2 separate regions of the Homo sapiens genome follow, and region 1 is linked to region 2. A link is a loop called in an ENCODE intact Hi-C map of the cell type or tissue named here. Cell type or tissue: mammary epithelial cell. All regions are shown on one strand. Each heading gives the region's core, and the rest is flanking DNA. Links, peaks and the distances in the headings are about the cores only. Region 1 has its middle 72 kb from the start of MIR4308. Region 2 overlaps GCH1 (GTP cyclohydrolase 1).

Region 1 (8,337 bases), core at 288-8,287, 88 kb after region 2:
ATTTGTCTACCTTGGCCTCCCAATGTCCTGGGATTACAGGCACGAGCCACCTTGCCTAGCCTGTTTTGATTTTTTGTTTGTTTGTTTTAGAAGCAGAAACCTTAAAAAATAAAGGCCATACCTAGACCCCTCATGAGTAAAGTGCATAAGGAGATAGATGCTTTGGCTGAAGGGTTGTAGGAGGCGTGTGGCACCTGAGGCCCTGGGCCACCTCTTCCAGCTCTGGGGCCCCAGGAACACATACATGTAGAACACCCACTCTAGGTGACAAGCATGAGTCAGATTTGACTTTCACTTAAGTTCTGGGCCGCAGCACCTGCCAGCCATGCTGAGAACCTCGCTGGGGCCTCCAAACTGACGAGCCTTGGAGGCGGCCCGGACACAGCAGCATGGGCTATGGGGTGATATTTCTCGCTGGATAGAATAGGTTTTTCAGGATATCAATACTACCTTTCCACCACCGTGGCATGTCAGTCAAACTTCCTCCATCTCCAAGACAAATATCAGAAACTGCGTGACTCCAGATACCAGGAACAAAGAAACAAATTGGGAACATCATGCACAAAAAAAAGATTTTAATAAAGATTCAGCCAGCTCCGTGCATAGATCCTGCCATGCTGCTTATTGTGATCTTGACAGTGATGCCGGGCGAGAATGAATAGACCGTGAGGCCGTTCATATTCCTGGCACTGACGAGCCCACTGCAGCCTAAATGATGGCTGACTATAGACAGGGACCATTTACAGGGGCTGCTCCGGGGGACCTCTGGCCTCAGCCTCTTGGCCTCTGTGGGCTCTGGGACCCTGAAGCTGAGGTTTCTCACCGGCCAGCAGGGAGCCTGAGAAAAGCAGATTCCTGGGCCCTCAACCTTCATTTGCACTCCTGGGCCAGGACCCTGAAGAGCTGCGTTTTTACCATGCTCTCTGTGTTTCTTTCTCCTCTTCATTCTGCTTTTTATTATAGAAAACTTTAAACATACACAAAAGTAGACAGGATAGTATAATGAACCCTATGCACCCACAGCCCGGCTTCAACAGTTACCCATAGATGGCCAATCTTGTTGCATCTCTACTCCTACTCACTGTCCCTAGTATGATTTTGAATCAAATCCCAGACATTAAATTATTTCATCTGTAGACAGGTCCCCCTGTCTAAAACATAAGGGGATCTTTTTAAAGACATAACCACAATATTATTATCCCACCTAAAAATGAGCACTAATTTCTTTCTGGTGCATAGTTGAGCGTGAGGACCATGGTCCTAAGCTCTCTCAGCCAATGGGGAGGTCACTTCCTCCTGTAGTGGGAGCCGCGCCTGCGTGCCTGACACGTGTTGCAAGAGGGTGTGCATTTTGAAAGGAATCCGGCAGGAGCTCTACTTCTGGAAATCCAAGTTCATAAGAGAAAAACAGCACCAAGTTGGGCTGACCACCTGTATTGCAAAGGGGGGCCTTGGGTCCTAGGCAGGACCATTATCTAGAATCTTGCTGTCCACACCTTCTATTTATTTTTAAAGCCAACTTTGCATTTTAACCTAAGGGGTGCAGGGAAGCCACAGTCGAGTTCCCTATGGAGTAGTTCTTGGGGGCTTACCAGTATGATGTCACTCTGGGCAGACTTTGAATATCCAGTCAGACCCCCTGGGTTTGATGTGTGGCTCTGCAGTTTATGCACTGTGCATTAGGAAGCTGACACTTGCTGTAATCGGCTGGCAGGGGAGTATTTTGAGATAATGACAGTAGATGACATGCTGATAAACAGGCTGGATGCTGGGAGTGTGTGGTGACACAGGTCACCCATCATCCCCTGTGTGCCCACTGCCTACCCAGGGGCCCATCCAGATGGTTTTTCAGGCCCTACTTTCATCCCAAGAGCTGGATTCATGGTTTTTTGCAGGTGCCAAACAGGAACCAGCTGGGCTTCCCAGCACTCAGAGCCCCCAAGGCTGGTGGGCAGAGCAGGCCCTGCTGGAGCTCTTGCTCCAGCTGCCTGCCTTGGAGAATCCTCTGCAGTGTGCAGCGAGGCGCTCCTGGGCTGATTGTCTTCCAGCCCTTGCTCCTGAGGGCACCATTTCCCACACATCCCAGGCCCCTCGGAATTGAGATGGCTGTGTCCTTGGCTGACCAGGTGTCCCTTGATTCCGGGGAGGAGCAGGGACATAGGAAAAGGAGCTTTGCTGGTGGAGGAGGCTGCGCAGGGAGCAGTGGGATGCCAAGCTCTCCTATTGCTGTCCATCCTCAGGGCTGAAGGGTGCTCAGTAAGAAGCAGCCAGGAAGGTGGGCTCATCGGGGCTGCACCCAGTGCAGTGGGGCCAAAGTCTTAAAGGCTCCTCCATAATGGGACCTCTTCCTCTAGTGGAGGCCAGAGCGTGTGCAGATTGCTGGACAGTGGACAAAGGATGGGTTGTATCTTTGAAGGCCTAGGAGTCAAAGCTACTATGCCTCCTTTAGCTGCTGGGGGTTGGGGGGCTGAGGAGTGTTCCACAAGGGCCCAGTCTGTCCGGGAGCTGCTGCCTACTGGCTGGATGGACACAGCTTGGCTCACTCATGCCCAGAGAGAGAGAGAGAAAGAGTTAAGCTGCTGACCCTAAAGGCAAGGGAGAGCTGGCCGTGCAGCTGTGCGTGGGAGCCAGACTAAGCAGCCGAGACAGGGCAGACAGTGTAAGAAAGCTGTTGATGAGAGCGGCTGCTGAGTAAAATCATATTTTACCTGCCTACGGCCCCCTGAGCATTCTTTCTGCTCATCCACCCACTCCCTTTGGACCTCAACATGACATTTGTCATAGTCATGAAACTGACAGGGGAAGACAGCCTTAGCTTCAGAGTTAGGAGGTCCTGGGTTCTACTCCCTGCAATGGGGGGTCAGTTGGTACAACCATAATAGGGGGAAGTTTGATGGCATCTTTTACAATCACAAACACACCTGTGTATCCTTTGACCTAGCAATTTCACCTGTGCAAAAGGGCAGGTGGACAAGGAGGTTCATTGCAGTATATTTGTAACCACAGAAGACTGGCAACATCTCAATGCCCATCTGTAGTGGGCAAGTTTAATAACCTGTGGTTATTTCATACAATACCTCTTAAAAAGAATGAGGCATTTCCATGCATTCATTGCTACAAAACGATTGTCAGTGATATTAGAGTGCAGTTCTACTTCTGGAAATCCATGCTCATAAGAGAAAAACAGCACTAAGTTGGCCTGACCACTTGTGGTGCAAAAGGGGGCTTGGGTCCTAAGTAGGGCCATTATCTAGAATCTTGTCGTCCAGGCCTTTTTATGTATGTATGTATGTATGTATTTTGTGACGGAGTCTCCCTCTGTTGCCTAGGCTGGAGTGCAGTGTTGTAATATCGGCTCACTGCAATATCCACCTCCCAGGTTCAAGTGATTCTCCTGCCTCAGCCTCCCAAGTAGCTGAGATTACAAGTGCCCGCCACCACGCCCAGCTGATTTTTGTATTCTCAGTAGAGATGTAGTTTCACCATGTTGGCCAGGCTGATCTTGAACTCCTGACCTCAAGTGATCCACCCCTCCTCGGCCTCCTAAAGTGCTGAGATTACAAGGCATGAGCCACCGCCCAGGCCATATTTATTTTTAAAATCAACTTTGCGTTTTAACCTAAGGGGCGCAGGGAAGGTGCGGGGATGCAAGGCTGGGAACAGTGTATGGTATGCAGCCTCTGTGCGTTAAAAAAAAAACTCCCTTTATACCCATGGGATATTGTTGAACAAGTTCACGAGAAACTAAAAACGAAGGTTGCAAACAGTGTGGCAACTTGGCAGAACAGTGGTTGGAGGGAGATGTTTTCATTATAGAATCCTTCAGAAAATTTGAGTTTTGTGTCATTTGTATGTGTTTAAAATAAACTAAATTTAAATAAAATCTCTGGCATCAAATGGGCTGTGCGACTTTGGGCAAGTCACCTAGTTGCTGGAGCCTCATCTATAAAACCAGATAAGATGAAGGCACAGTGTTGCTGTAAAGGTGACAGCTAGTGGATACTAAGTGCCTTGCGCAGGACGTGGACTTAGCGGGGATTCAGCAGTCGGAGCTCCATGAGCGCGACTTACTAACGTCATGATACCAGGGCGGGAGAACAATCCCAGGCTAGAAGACACAGTGATTTGAGAGACTATGAGCACCTCGAGGGCCAGGATGGCATCCTTCTCATCCTGGTTCCTTCCACCGCATGTGACCCGGGGCATAGGGACTTATGTTGATTTGAATAGGGCTGTTCTGGTGCCGCCTCCCCAGAACAAGCGCTGAGTGGGAAGACACTGACCACCAGAGGGCGCCAGCTGCGCATGGCTTCCCCTTTCCCTTCTGGAACCTCCTGGGCTGCCAAAATGTGTCAGATTCGCCGGGGAAAAATGTTTAAGGTGACTCTTTCCCTCCTTGCTAAGGCCACTAAATACATTGCTTAATTGGTTCCTCTTAGGGCTAGAGGGATTTGTAGTCACCAAAAGTGCTGCACAACTGGCATAACCACCCTGGGGATGAGTGTGTGGTGTGCACGTGTACATATCAGGGTGTGTGGTGTGGCTAGAGGACATCTTCTCTCAGCAGCCCCTGTGTTGCTCATGGCTCCCGAGTCTTGGATCCAGCCTTCATACTGGGTGCTACAGCAAGGGCTGTGGGTCCCAAGGGGAATGGAGAACAGTCTGTCTACAGGATACCTGATTTTGTGGGTGCTTCCAGGCTGGGGAGAGTGCTGGGAATGGCCTGAGTGAAGACTTTGTAGCTAATAACTCCTGTCATCGGCTGACGAGGTAGGGAATGGACAGTGCTTGAGGATTGTAATCACCATGACAATACTCGCGGCTAACACTCAAGAGCACAGCCTATGTATCAGGCTCTGTTCCAGGTGCTGTGCATACATCAACTCACTTAACCCTCCACAACGCGCCACTGGGTAGCACCCCTATTGCACAGATGGAGAAATGGAGGCACGGAGAGGCAAAGTAATGCACCCAAGGACACATAGCTGAGCTGGTAAGTGGCAGAGCTGGGAAGTGAGTGGAGGAAAGGCAGGCTTGGGCTTCAGAGCCCCAGGGATTTGAAGCCGGAGCATTCAGGCTTGCAACACATTTTCAAGATACCCAGATGGGAGAGCTGCCTGTTTTAAACGTGAAGGAAGACAGATTTCAAAACGAGCCCTTGCTTCCAGTTTTGAGGTTCTTCCCCAGCCTCCTGGGCAAGGAATGCTCCGTTCAGTATAAATATTAAAAACGAAGGCTGCAGGAGTGGCAAAGCAGGATGTGGGGGAGGGTCTTTTCTGTTGAGGAGCCAGGGCCCAACACCTTTCCATACAGGTGCAGTGAGACCGCGGAGGCAGGGCCAGGAGAGGGGCGTCCTCAGCCCATTCGGCTACGCTGGCAGCAGGGAGGGTGGAGCAGAAGCTGCCTCACTCCTGGCACATCGCGGGCGGGAGGCCGCTGCAGGCACTTCTGCTACTCTATCATCTATTTCTTTTTATTTTTTTGAGTCAGTCCCTCAGACAGTCCGGTTTGTTAGCTTCCTGCGGGCTCTCCACTGAACCCAGCCTTTGAATGGGAGACTGAGTCAGAGCAGCCTCAAACATCCCCTGAAGGCGAGAGCCGCTGTGCGTGAAAGCACCTTTCAGAGCATTACATTTCCCTGCTTCTGAGTCTTTGAACCAGGAGTGATCCACAGGTTGCAGCCCAGCTGGAGGTGGATGATGAAAGAAATTGGCCCGCTCAGAGTCGGGTGGGAGCTAACAGAGAAGGAGAGTTTGATGAATGCGCGGCTGGGCCTGGCCCTGGGACCCTAGTGATCCTGCAGCACACTGGGAGCGTAACAGGAGGTCACCCAGCCACCCAGGACATGACCTCGTCTGATGACGCCACTTTAAGCTCCTCCAGACTTTGAGGTCCTGAAGAGAAGCAGCAAACCCAGGTAAAGTGACCAGGGTTTGTCTTTGTAACAGGCTCACATTCCTCAAAAGTGGGGAGGGACATTGGCCGGATGGGGACCCCAAGACCTTAGCCGTCTTGAACATTCGTTTGTGCTCTGCTGGGAGGCAGCATGCGGTGACCGGGTGGGAGATATTAGTGCTGTGGTCCAGCCCTGTCTGTGAGTCCTTCATGGCAGGGTAGGATTGTGCTTCCCAGCTCCACTGAAGTTAGATGTGGCCATGTGACTGGCTTCGGCTGACGAAGTGTGAGCGGAAGTGACACATTTCACTTCTAGTGGAAGGCATGTCCTTTTTTTCCCTCTGCTGTGGCAAATATCAGTACTCCAGTAGGTGGCAACTGTGCCAGAAGCTGGATTCCAGAGGAAGCCATATAGAGCAGATGTCCCTGATGACCTGTGATGGACATGCAGGCCAGTCTTTGTGGTTTTAAGGCATTGAGGTTTTGGGGAGTATCTGTTAATGGAGTGTAACCTAATCTGCATTAACAGACAACCCGAAACTATACTGGCAGATACCTGGATAATCAGGCTGATGAATTCTGGTTAATAGATCACTCAGCTGTTAATGCTATGCAACTGTATGGTAGATGCACCTGTGCACGGCAGACACACCTGACAGCGATAACTTAAGCATTTTCTGAGAATCACCCTGTATGGCAGACGCACCTGAATGTGTGTTTAGAGTTCCAGCGTGGCCAACCTGGGGACTCATTCCTTATCTGTGAGGCATATCTGAGCCCCCATCCTGCCCTGTCCCATAAAATGTGGGTCATACAGAGTATTGAGGCCCTTTGTTTTGGGTTAAACGAAGGTTGCCAGGTGATGGTTGCTAGGGGGAGGGTGTTAAGTGAGAACGCTGTATAAACTGCATGCTCTTATAAGTGGTGGTTCTCCTGTCCAGTCCCCACCACTGGGCTGCTCCGTAAGTTCCCCTCAATAAGCCCCGTGTCTCGTTTGCTGGCTCTGGGTCTCTTCTTTAGCCTCTCGAGCCTGGTGCCATCCCGATTGGAGGTGATAGGTGTCTGGCATGACAGTATCCCAGGGAACAATTCATCAACCTAATTAAAGTACACATAGCTTACAAAATTGAGTCTTTGCGGTAGGCATTGCAAGCACCATTGAAGCCAATGGGGAAGAAATTTGAGAAGTGACTGGGAGTGTGCTGAAACCCCACTGCTAATGCTGCCTGGCTTAGATGATTCCCATAGGTAGGGCACCCAAGGAACAGGGTGGATCAGGTGCTTGCTCTTAGTTCTGTAATGAGTCCGTGGAAGCAGCTGCCTTTTACCCTCATCTACCAAGGCTGCAGATGCACTTAACCTCATAGACCAGTAAGCTAGGAGAAGCAGTTTCATTTGATGTGCAGTTTTCCCATTTGGCTGCCCATTAGAATCACCTGGGAGCTTAATAACCTCACGCCCAGGCCATGCCCTAGAACAACTAAGTCAGAGTCTCTCAGGATGGACTCCAGGCATCAGTAGTTGGTAAAGCTCCCCAGGTGACTCCCATATGGAGTCAGATTGAGAACCACAGCCATGTCGGCTCTTCTCTTTCAATTAGGGGCTATATTTAAACAAATAGGATGGTCATTTTGCAGAATTCTGCTGCCTACCAGTAACCTCGTGTCTCAGGCTGCAACAGATGTTGGAAAGGGAAGGCCTGGAGGTTCATCACAGTCTCCTTACTGTGTGTGCTCATATGGGGTCTCCAGAGCCTAAGACAACCAGCCATTGCCATCTCCTAGCAATATTTAGGGTAGACAGACCTGGATTTGAGTCTTATCGTGGAGCCTCATTCCATAACAATTCTGTGATGTTGGACAAGTTGCTTAACATCTCTGAGTCTCAGTTTTTCCATCTGCAAAGTGGGGGATAATCTAACAACAAATGTATCAGCTTAGCAAAACAGTATTTTGTCTGGATGAGGAGGTGGGTTATGTAACATAACAAATTTCATGTCCCTACCCCTAGCCCAATTCTTCCCCAGCACCTCAGCTGGCCAAGCAAGACGCTTTGGGAGGCATCCTGGACTCATTAGTTTCTCCTCTACAGCCCATGTCTGATCCATCATCAAGCACAATGAGGCTACGTCTTTTTTTTCTCTCGTTGATATCTGGCTTTCTTATTTTTAAAATGTTTTATTTCCTGGGTTTTTGGGGAACAGATGGTGTTTGGTTACATGAGTAAGTTCTTTAGTGGTGATTTGTGAGATTTTGGTGCACCCATCATCCGAGCAGTGCACACTGAATTTAACTTGCAGTCTTTTATCCCTCACCTCCCTCCCACCCTTTCCCCTGAGTCCCCAAAGTCCGTTGTATTTTTTAACTTTTAAGTTTAGGGGTACATGGTGCAGGTTTGTTACATAGGTAAATGTGTGTCATGGGGGTTTGTTGAACAGATTAT
Region 2 (8,337 bases), core at 231-8,230:
ATAGGCTATCTCATCTAGGTTTGTGTTAGCACTCTCTTCCTTCAGTGTTTGCGATATGAAACTGCATTTCTCAGGTGTTTCTCAGAATGTATCCCCATTGTTAAGCAATGCATGACCGTACTTTTTAATGGGTTAAAAGCTTTACGTTGGATGGTCTTGGTTCATCTTCCAGTTTTCAAGTAAACATTTCTCTTATCCCCATGACAAGGCAACTGAGGCAGAGAGGTTGACACAAGTAGTAGAGCTGGTATTTGAATCCAGAGAGTCTGACTGCAGAATTCTTAGCCACTTCCTTATACTGCTACAGAGAGAACTGAATCAGTGTACCCTATCTGTATATTTCAAACTGTGAATTGGGTCAACAGCATTAAAAAAAAAAGTGGAGTAGCCGGGCGCGGTGGCTCACGCCTGTAATCCCAGCACTTTGGGAGGCCGAGGCGGGTGGATCACCTGAGGTTGGGAGTTCGAGACCAACCTGACTAACATGGAGAAACCCCTTCTCTACTAAAAATACAAAAATTAGCCAGGTGTGGTGGTGCATGCCTGTAATCCCAGCTACTTGGGAGGCTGAAGCAGGAGAATTGCTTGAACCCAGGAGGCGGAAATTGCAGTGAGCCAAGATTGCACCATTGCACTCCAGCCTGGGCAACAAGAGCGAAACTCAGTCTCAGAAAAAAAAAGTGAGTAGAGGTTGGGCACGGGGGCTCAAGTCTGTAATCCCAGCACTTTGGGAGGCTGAGGTGGGCAAATAACGAGGTCAAGAGATCAAGAACCCCGTCTCTACTAAAAATACAAAAATTAGCTGGGTGTGGTGGTGCGTGCCTGTAGTCCCAGCTACTTGGGAGGCTGAGGCAGGAGAATCACTTGAACCCGGGAGGCGGAGGTTGCAGTGAGCCGAGATTGTGCCACTGCACTCCAGCCTGGCGACAGAGCAAGACTCCATCTCAAAAAAAAAAAAAAAAAACAAAAAGTGGAGTAGAATGGATAAGATCAGTCTATCACATATAGTAAGGACAAGTGTTTTGAGAAACTTCTTCTTTTGTTTTTTTTTTTTTTGAGATGAAGTCTCACTCTGTAGCCCAGGCTGGAGTGCAGTGGCGCGATCTGGGCTCACTGCAAGCTCGGTCTCCCGGTTCACACCATTCTCCTGCCTCAGCCTCCTGAGTAGCTGGGATTACAGGCGCCCGCTACCACACCCGGCTAATTTTTTTTTTTTGTATTTTTTTAGTAGAGATGGGGTTTCACCGTGTTAGCCAGGATGGTCTTGATCTCCTGACTTTGTGATCCGCCCGCCTCGGCCTCCCAAAGTGCTGGGATTACAGGCGTGAGCCACCGCTCCCGGCCGAGAAACTTCTATGTAGGTTTTATAGGCATAATTGTGTGTGTGTGCACTGGCTCCAGATGTAAAATGCATTTCTTACTGTAGGTTGTAGTCAAAAGTTTGAAAGCCTGTATCTAGGGGATCTGTTTAAGGATTTAATATTTCTTTTTTTTTTTTAAAGAGATATATAATTAAAGAGAAGACAGAGTAGTGAGAACAAGGATGATGCTGAACTTAAAGGAATGAACCTGAAATGTGGTGGGGTCTTGGACCAACCTGGATGGCAGGGAGAAGGAAGGATACTGGTGGGAGATAGGAGTGAGTGGGAACCCACATCTTTAGGTCCATAAACGCTTCTGCACAATCCCTTTTATTTCTTTAGAGAGCATGAGTCAAGTGGCCACTATATATTGTTTTTGGATAAGAACATACTTCTCTGAAGGTCACTTTTCTGTGCTTGTAAACAGGATACAGGACTTTATATCTTTTATATATCTGTATTCTATATATTAACTCCTGGTTAGTAATGTTGACTTAAGTGTTGTAAAATTTAAAATAAGTTGGTATTTTACATTCTTCAAAATCCATTTTTCCTCCCAGTGCCTCTTGTGTGGATTGATCCAAATTCCTGGCATTCTGGGGAATTTGTTCAGTTTTCCCTACGTTGCAGCGTCTCTCCATGACTGTCTCCTTGTGCACCTTTTCCCTACTTTCCAGTGTGTACCTTCCATGGGAGCATCTGTGGTCATCTGTGACCAGGGTGGTGTCAGGGTTGTATAGGTTTCCTAGTACTATTCCCTACTGGACTGTAGCTCATGGGCTAGGAGGGAGGGCTGGAGGAGACGCTATCATCTCTCCCAGGAACTGGCTGTCCTTTGAATCTACATCACAAGCTGATCCTTGGACCAGCTCAGACCAGCTCGTCTTGATCTATTTCTGTGCCATTTCAGTTTAGCTGTATCCTAGTTCTCTTAAATATTCAAGGTTTTATCTTGGTGAGTTCTCCTTTCTATATAAGGTACCTTTCCTGTATTTCCACTATTCTTTTATTCAGAACCTACACTTAGTTAAATTGGAGAGTCTGCTATTCTCTGAGGGCCTTGATCTTCATGCCCCTGTAACTGACCCTTCCAGGTATACATGGGAACAGCCTTTCAGACAGCATTATCTACCAAGGATTAAATGGGTATAACTTGTTCCATCAGTTGTTTTTTATGAGTTTTTGGGAATATGCAAGAGTCTTGACTCTGTCACATTTCCAGTTAAAGTAGGTTTTAGCTTGTCTGCCAAGACAGTTTTTATAAATCATGTTAACAGTTCAAAATTTTGGGAAGCATGCATATAATCCAGCGTGAGGAGATGGCATTGGAGATGGCTGACTGCTTCCCTGTGAGGGCTGAGGAAGCACAGACACTGGCAGTGAGTCATATCCCCACCTCAGCCATTTTCACTGGAAGATTATGTCTATTCGCTAAAGATAATGGGAGGCAATTAGATACTTTGTTTATACAAAAATGCATCTTAGACACTTCATACTGAAATGTAGCAATCACAAAAGGTTTTTCTTTTTGAATCACAAACCTCTCGGATTTATTAAATTAGACTGCTGTGGTGAACTAAGAATTTTAACAACTTCTAAGATGTGAAGAGGAACAAAAACATAAACTATTTACTATTCTCTCCTATATCATGGGTGAAAGGTGAGTTTATATCCCAAGTTTTAAAGTATATTATAGAAATGCTCTTCTCATCATTAAAAGGTACTATTTTAGATGTGTAGCTCACTCAAATTTTGATCCATTAATAATTTTTGTGCTTGGTTTGTTAATGAACACTTATATAGGACTTAGTTGTGTTCATTGCCAGAAAGAGCACTGTGAATAAAGAAGAAAAAATAACAAGGCACTTTTGACATATTATATGATTGGAATTTTGGACATGTCTAAGTGGAATAAAACAGTTAAGAAGTTACTGAGAAAGGGGGAGAAAAGCCAATCCTAATAGTTTCTTTTAAAAATGGATTATCTATAAACAATTTTTCTGACATGGGAAGAAAAATCAATATACATAACTTCACTATAGCAAGCAAAGCCTTCAGGTTGGTACTCGTACTAGATTCCCAGGGCTGCTATCACACAGTACCGCAAACTAGGTGGTTTAAATGACAGAAATAAACAGTCTCACAGTTCTAGAGACTAAAGTTCCAAAATCAAGGGGTCAGCAGAACCATACTCACTCCAGAACCTGTAGTGGGGGAGGCTGTCCTTGCCTCTTCCCAGCTTCTGGTGGTGGCCGTCAGTTGATGGTGTTCCTTGGTTTGAGCTGCGTCACTCCAGTCGCTGCCTCTGTCAGTGTCCATGTTTTTGTTTTGTCTTATAAGAATGTCAGTCATATGAGGCAGGGTCCACTTTACTCCAGTATGCCTGTGTTAGTTTAGCTAATTACATCTGCAACAACCCTACTTCCAAATAAAGTCACATGCTAAAGATACCTGGGGTTTAGGACTTCAACATATCTTTTTTGGCGAATGGCACAATTCAACTTGTATTAGTACTAAATACTATTATTAAAAAAATTAGTAGGAATTTTACTACAATTTCATTGATCATCAAGTACTACGCACTTCACTGAACGCTGGGAATGCAGGATGAGCAAAACCAGGTATAGTTCCTGCCTTCATGGAACTTACAGCCTAGCAGATAGAATCACATGAAATAGAAATGTGTTGTGAGATTGAGAAATGTGATGATAAACAAAAACACAGCTCAGTGAGAGCACTTGGCATAGGAACTTGACCAATGCCAGGAGATGGGAGCATGAATGGGTGAAGCGATGCTTAAGCCGACTGATGTTCTGAGTAACAAATACTGCTGATGGCTTACTTTGTGCTAAACAGTGAGTTTTTACATGTGTTACCTCATTTGATCCTCACAGTAGCACGATGGGGTAGGCAATATTATTCCCATTTTATACATAAGGAAATTGGGGCACAGAGAGAACTTTCCCAAGACTGTATCTTGAAAGTGGCGGAGCTGAGAGGATGATATAGAAAGAGAATCATTGTAATCTCTGGTAGGTGATTTAATTTTAATAATAATATTTTACTGATTTATTTGAATGATTTCTCCCTTCTTCCTCACCTATCCCCGCTTTTGTATTTTCTCTGCTATTTGCTTTGTCCACCTCTAGAAACCCTTCCATGCCTGGGCATTCCCCACCTGACTCATTTGCCAGTGATTTCTATATGAGGACTGTAATTTGAGTCTAGTATTTGGTTGAGTAGACTGCAGTGTTAAAACTCACCAGGAGAGGGCAACTGTCTAATCATTGGATCCCAGATTATGAATCCTGGATTATGTGAACAATTCTCAGTTCCAGGTTATGCAAACAAATATGTTTCCCATGGTTATAAATTTGCTAGAGTCTATAGTAATTAGATTGGGATATAATTTGTGTTGGGTTATGCAAAGAGTATCTGAACCAAGTTAAATCTGTTATACTCAAGGCCAAGAGGACATTCATTTACTAGAATTTTATTCTATTGGAGCCCATTAGTAGAAATATTTATTTATTTGGAGGCAGAGTCTTGCTCTGTCACCCAGGCTGGAGTGCGGTGGCATGATCTCAGCTCACTGAAACCTCTGCCGCCCAGGTTCAAGCAATTACCCTGCCTCGGCCTCCCGAGTAGCTGGGATTACAGGTGCCCACCACCATGCTCGGCTAATTTTTGTATTTTTAGCAGAGACAGGGTTTCACCATGTTAGCCAGGTTGGTCTCCAAGTCCTAACCTCAAGTGATTGGCCTGTCTCAACCTCCTAGAGTGCTGGGATTACAGGCATGAGCCACCGCACCCGGCCGGAAACATACAATGTTTGTCCTTCATGTCTGGCTTATTTTACTTTGCAAAATGTCTTCAAGGTTCATCCACATTAAAAACATCTATTTTATTTTTATTTTTATTTTTTGAGATAGAGTCTTGCTCTTCCGCCCAGGCTGGAGTGAAGTGGTGTGATCTTGGCTCACTGCAACCTCTGTCCCCTGGGTTCAAGCAATTCTCCTGCCTCAGCCTCCTGAGTAGCTGGGATTACAGGTGCCCACCACCATGCCTGGCTAATTTTTGTATTTTTAGTAGAGACTGGGTTTCACCGTGTTGGCCAGGCTGTTCTTGAACTCCTGACCTCAGATGATCCGCCCGTTTCTGCCTCCCAAAGTGTTGGGATTACAGGCGTGAGCCACCACATCAGTAATTCATTCTGTACAATGTTGTATATTCTCAACACATATTATATTTTAATTTCCTTATTTCAAGAAAACCTTAGAATTGAAGATACAGTAGTTCCCCTTATCCTTGGGGATCTGTTCCAAGACCCCCAGTGGGTGCCTGAAACTGAGGGTAGTACCAAACTGGATTGCCATCATTCAGAATAAATTTCTGTTTGTGTCTTCTACCCACAAATTTCATGCCTTTTCCATCTTAACTAAGCACTTACCATGTGCTGTGGCCATAGCTTTTGCAGTCTGAAGTACAATAACAATACTAGCATGAATTTTTTTTTCCTCCTTCACAGTTTCACAGATAGAAGATTTGTTCTTAATATAGTTTTAGCAACCTCAGCGTAATGATTTTGTTCATTAATAAACTGAGAACTTTAATCTTTTTCACTTGAAGGAAACACAGCTTCTCTTTGGCATAACTGAATTGCCAACGTCACTACTCTTGTGGTTTAGGGCCATTGTTAAGTAAAATAAGGGTTACTTGAAAACAAACACTGCAAAACTGAAGGTTGATTTGATCACTGAGATGGATACTAAGTGACTATTAGGTAGGAAGCATAGACAATGTGGATGCTCTGGACAAAGGATTGATTCATATTCTGGGCAGAAGGGCTGGAGATTTCATCGCAATACTCAGAATAGCGTGCATTTTAAAACTTATGAATTGTTGGCTGGATGCGATGGCTCATGCCTGCAGTTCCAGCACTTTGGGTGGCCGAGGCAGGTCACTGACTTGAGCTCAGGAGTTAGAGACCAGCCTGACCAACATGGCCAAACCTCATTTCTACAAAATGTACAAAAATTAAGCAGGCATAGTGGCATGTGCCTGTAATCCCAGGTACTCGGGAGGCTGAGGCACGAGAATCACTTGAACCCGGGAGGCGGAGGTTGCAGTGAACTGGGATTGCACCACTGCATTCCAGCCTGGGTGACAGAGGGAGACTCTGTTTAAAAAAAAAAAAAAAAAAAAAAATGCCAGGCATGATGGCTCATGCCTGTAATCCCAGCACCTTGGGAGGCCAAGGAGGGCGTATCATTTGAGGTCAGGAGTTCGAGACCAGGCTGGCCAACATGGTGAAACCCCCATCTCTACTAAAAATACAAAAAAATTTGCTGGGCATGGTGGTGCACACCTGTAATCCCAGCTGCTAGGGAGGCTGAGGCAGGAGAATTGCTTGAACTTGGGAGCCGAAGGTTGCAGTGAGCCGAGATTGTGCCACTACACTCCAACCTGGATGACAGAGTGGGACTCTGTCTCAAAAAGAAAACAAACAAAAAAACCTTATGAATTGTCTATTTCTGGAGTTTTTCATTTAGTATTTTCAGACCATGTTTGACCAAGGGTAACTGAAACTGTGAAAAGTGGAACTGTAGATGGTCTCTATGAGTAGTCACTGTTAAAGGGGAAACAAAGATGATTGTTGGCCTGATCTTGGCCTTCAAGGAGTAAAGGGGTTCTGTGTAGTCAGAGGGAAGCTGGGTGCTTCTGGTGGAGAGACAGGAAAGTCCAGATGTTATGGAGAAAGTAGCTTTTGAGTTGAACCTAGAAGGAAATTCATTTTGAGTTTTTTTGGGTTGTTTGTTTTTTGCAGAACGTGTCCATGCTGGTTTAGAGATTATGGTCTAAGTGTTTTTCAATAAAAGGCATACACTAACATTCATAGTTACCTGTACCAGAGTTAAAATTAAATGGAGTTTTCAAGGCAATTAGATTTATTTTAAACTTTTAAAAGATCAATATTAATGGCATTAGGGCCAGCTCCTTTATCTGATGTCTTTAAAGTTCATTCTGGCCATAGTCAACCCTTGTAATGAATTTTAACCTGACACATGTTGCTACTTCATCTAGTCTTTGTAACCTGGTTATTTATTTATTTTTTGAGATGGAGTTTTGCTCTTGTTGCCCAGGCTGGAGTGCAATGGCGCGATCTCGTCTCACCGCAACCTCCACCTCCCAGGTTCAAGCGATTCTCCTGCCTCAGCCTTCCCAAGTAGCTGGGATTATAGGCATGCGCCACCAAGCCTGGCTAATTTTGTGTTTTTAATAGAGATGGGGTTTCTCCGTGTGGGTCAGGCTGGTCTCGAACTCCTGACCTCAGGTGATCCGCCCACCTCGGCCTCCCAAAGTGCTGGGATTACAGGCGTAAGCCACCGCTCCCGGCCTGGTTATTTGTTTTATCTGCAATTATTCTTTCTCGTGAATCCCCTTGGCTAATCATGCTCACAAAGTTCTGACACATATACCACCTGAATATTTCTAGAATCTGAGTCATCTTTCACTTAAATTACAATAACCTCTTAACTGGCCTTCTTGCCTCCTAGCTTGTCCTGCTCTGATCCATTCATGCCAAAGTGATTTTTCTAAAATTGAATAAGTTTTTTCCTTGCAAAAAACACTTGATTGATTTTCTGTTGTCTTTCCTCACCATTGCTGTGAGGTTTTGTTCTGTTGTAGCCTCTTGCTACATTTTTTGGCATTTTTTTCTTATCTTCCATCGCATTTCCTCATATAGGGCAATTTAGTATTTTAGTTTAGTGCATAGTTTAGTGCACAGTTAATCTGAGAAACCACTCTGTCTCATTTCCTTGCTGGAGCTGGAGACCCAGGTGAAGATCCTGAGGTTTGTTCTTTTGCAATGTTTGGCCTTTATTATCTGCCCTCCTCCTGTAATTTATTTTACTGTCCTTTTTGTTTTTGGTTGGCAACCATGGGGAGGTGGCTGCTGCCTCTTGCTTATCAA

Evidence for each region. Hi-C counts contacts between places; a loop is a spot of excess contacts. Peaks named below come from ENCODE experiments on the same cell type or tissue, not always from the same donor. Only the 100,000 strongest peaks of a DNase experiment are listed, where the experiment ranks them.
Region 1: it touches region 2 in a loop (6-fold over the local background); 30 of 110 quality-filtered maps call a loop at or near these places.

What each region holds. Positions count from the first base shown.
Region 1 is chr14:54,801,939-54,810,275 of GRCh38, reverse strand. No RefSeq gene overlaps it. Among named protein-coding and RNA genes, the nearest start is that of MIR4308, 72 kb to the left of the region's middle. RefSeq lists a silencer at 631-925 and enhancers at 1,461-1,961, 4,755-5,556. In mammary epithelial cell, for the core only: a CTCF peak has its summit at 4,285 (motif pointing right); DNase peaks (open chromatin) are centred at 4,285 and 5,545.
Region 2 is chr14:54,889,638-54,897,974 of GRCh38, reverse strand. The region is part of intron 1 of GCH1 (GTP cyclohydrolase 1); the gene reads left to right. Among named protein-coding and RNA genes, the nearest start is that of GCH1, 9.0 kb to the left of the region's middle. RefSeq lists enhancers at 64-564, 7,012-7,261. In mammary epithelial cell, for the core only: a CTCF peak has its summit at 4,628 (motif pointing right); a DNase peak (open chromatin) is centred at 4,594; H3K27ac peaks cover 598 bases.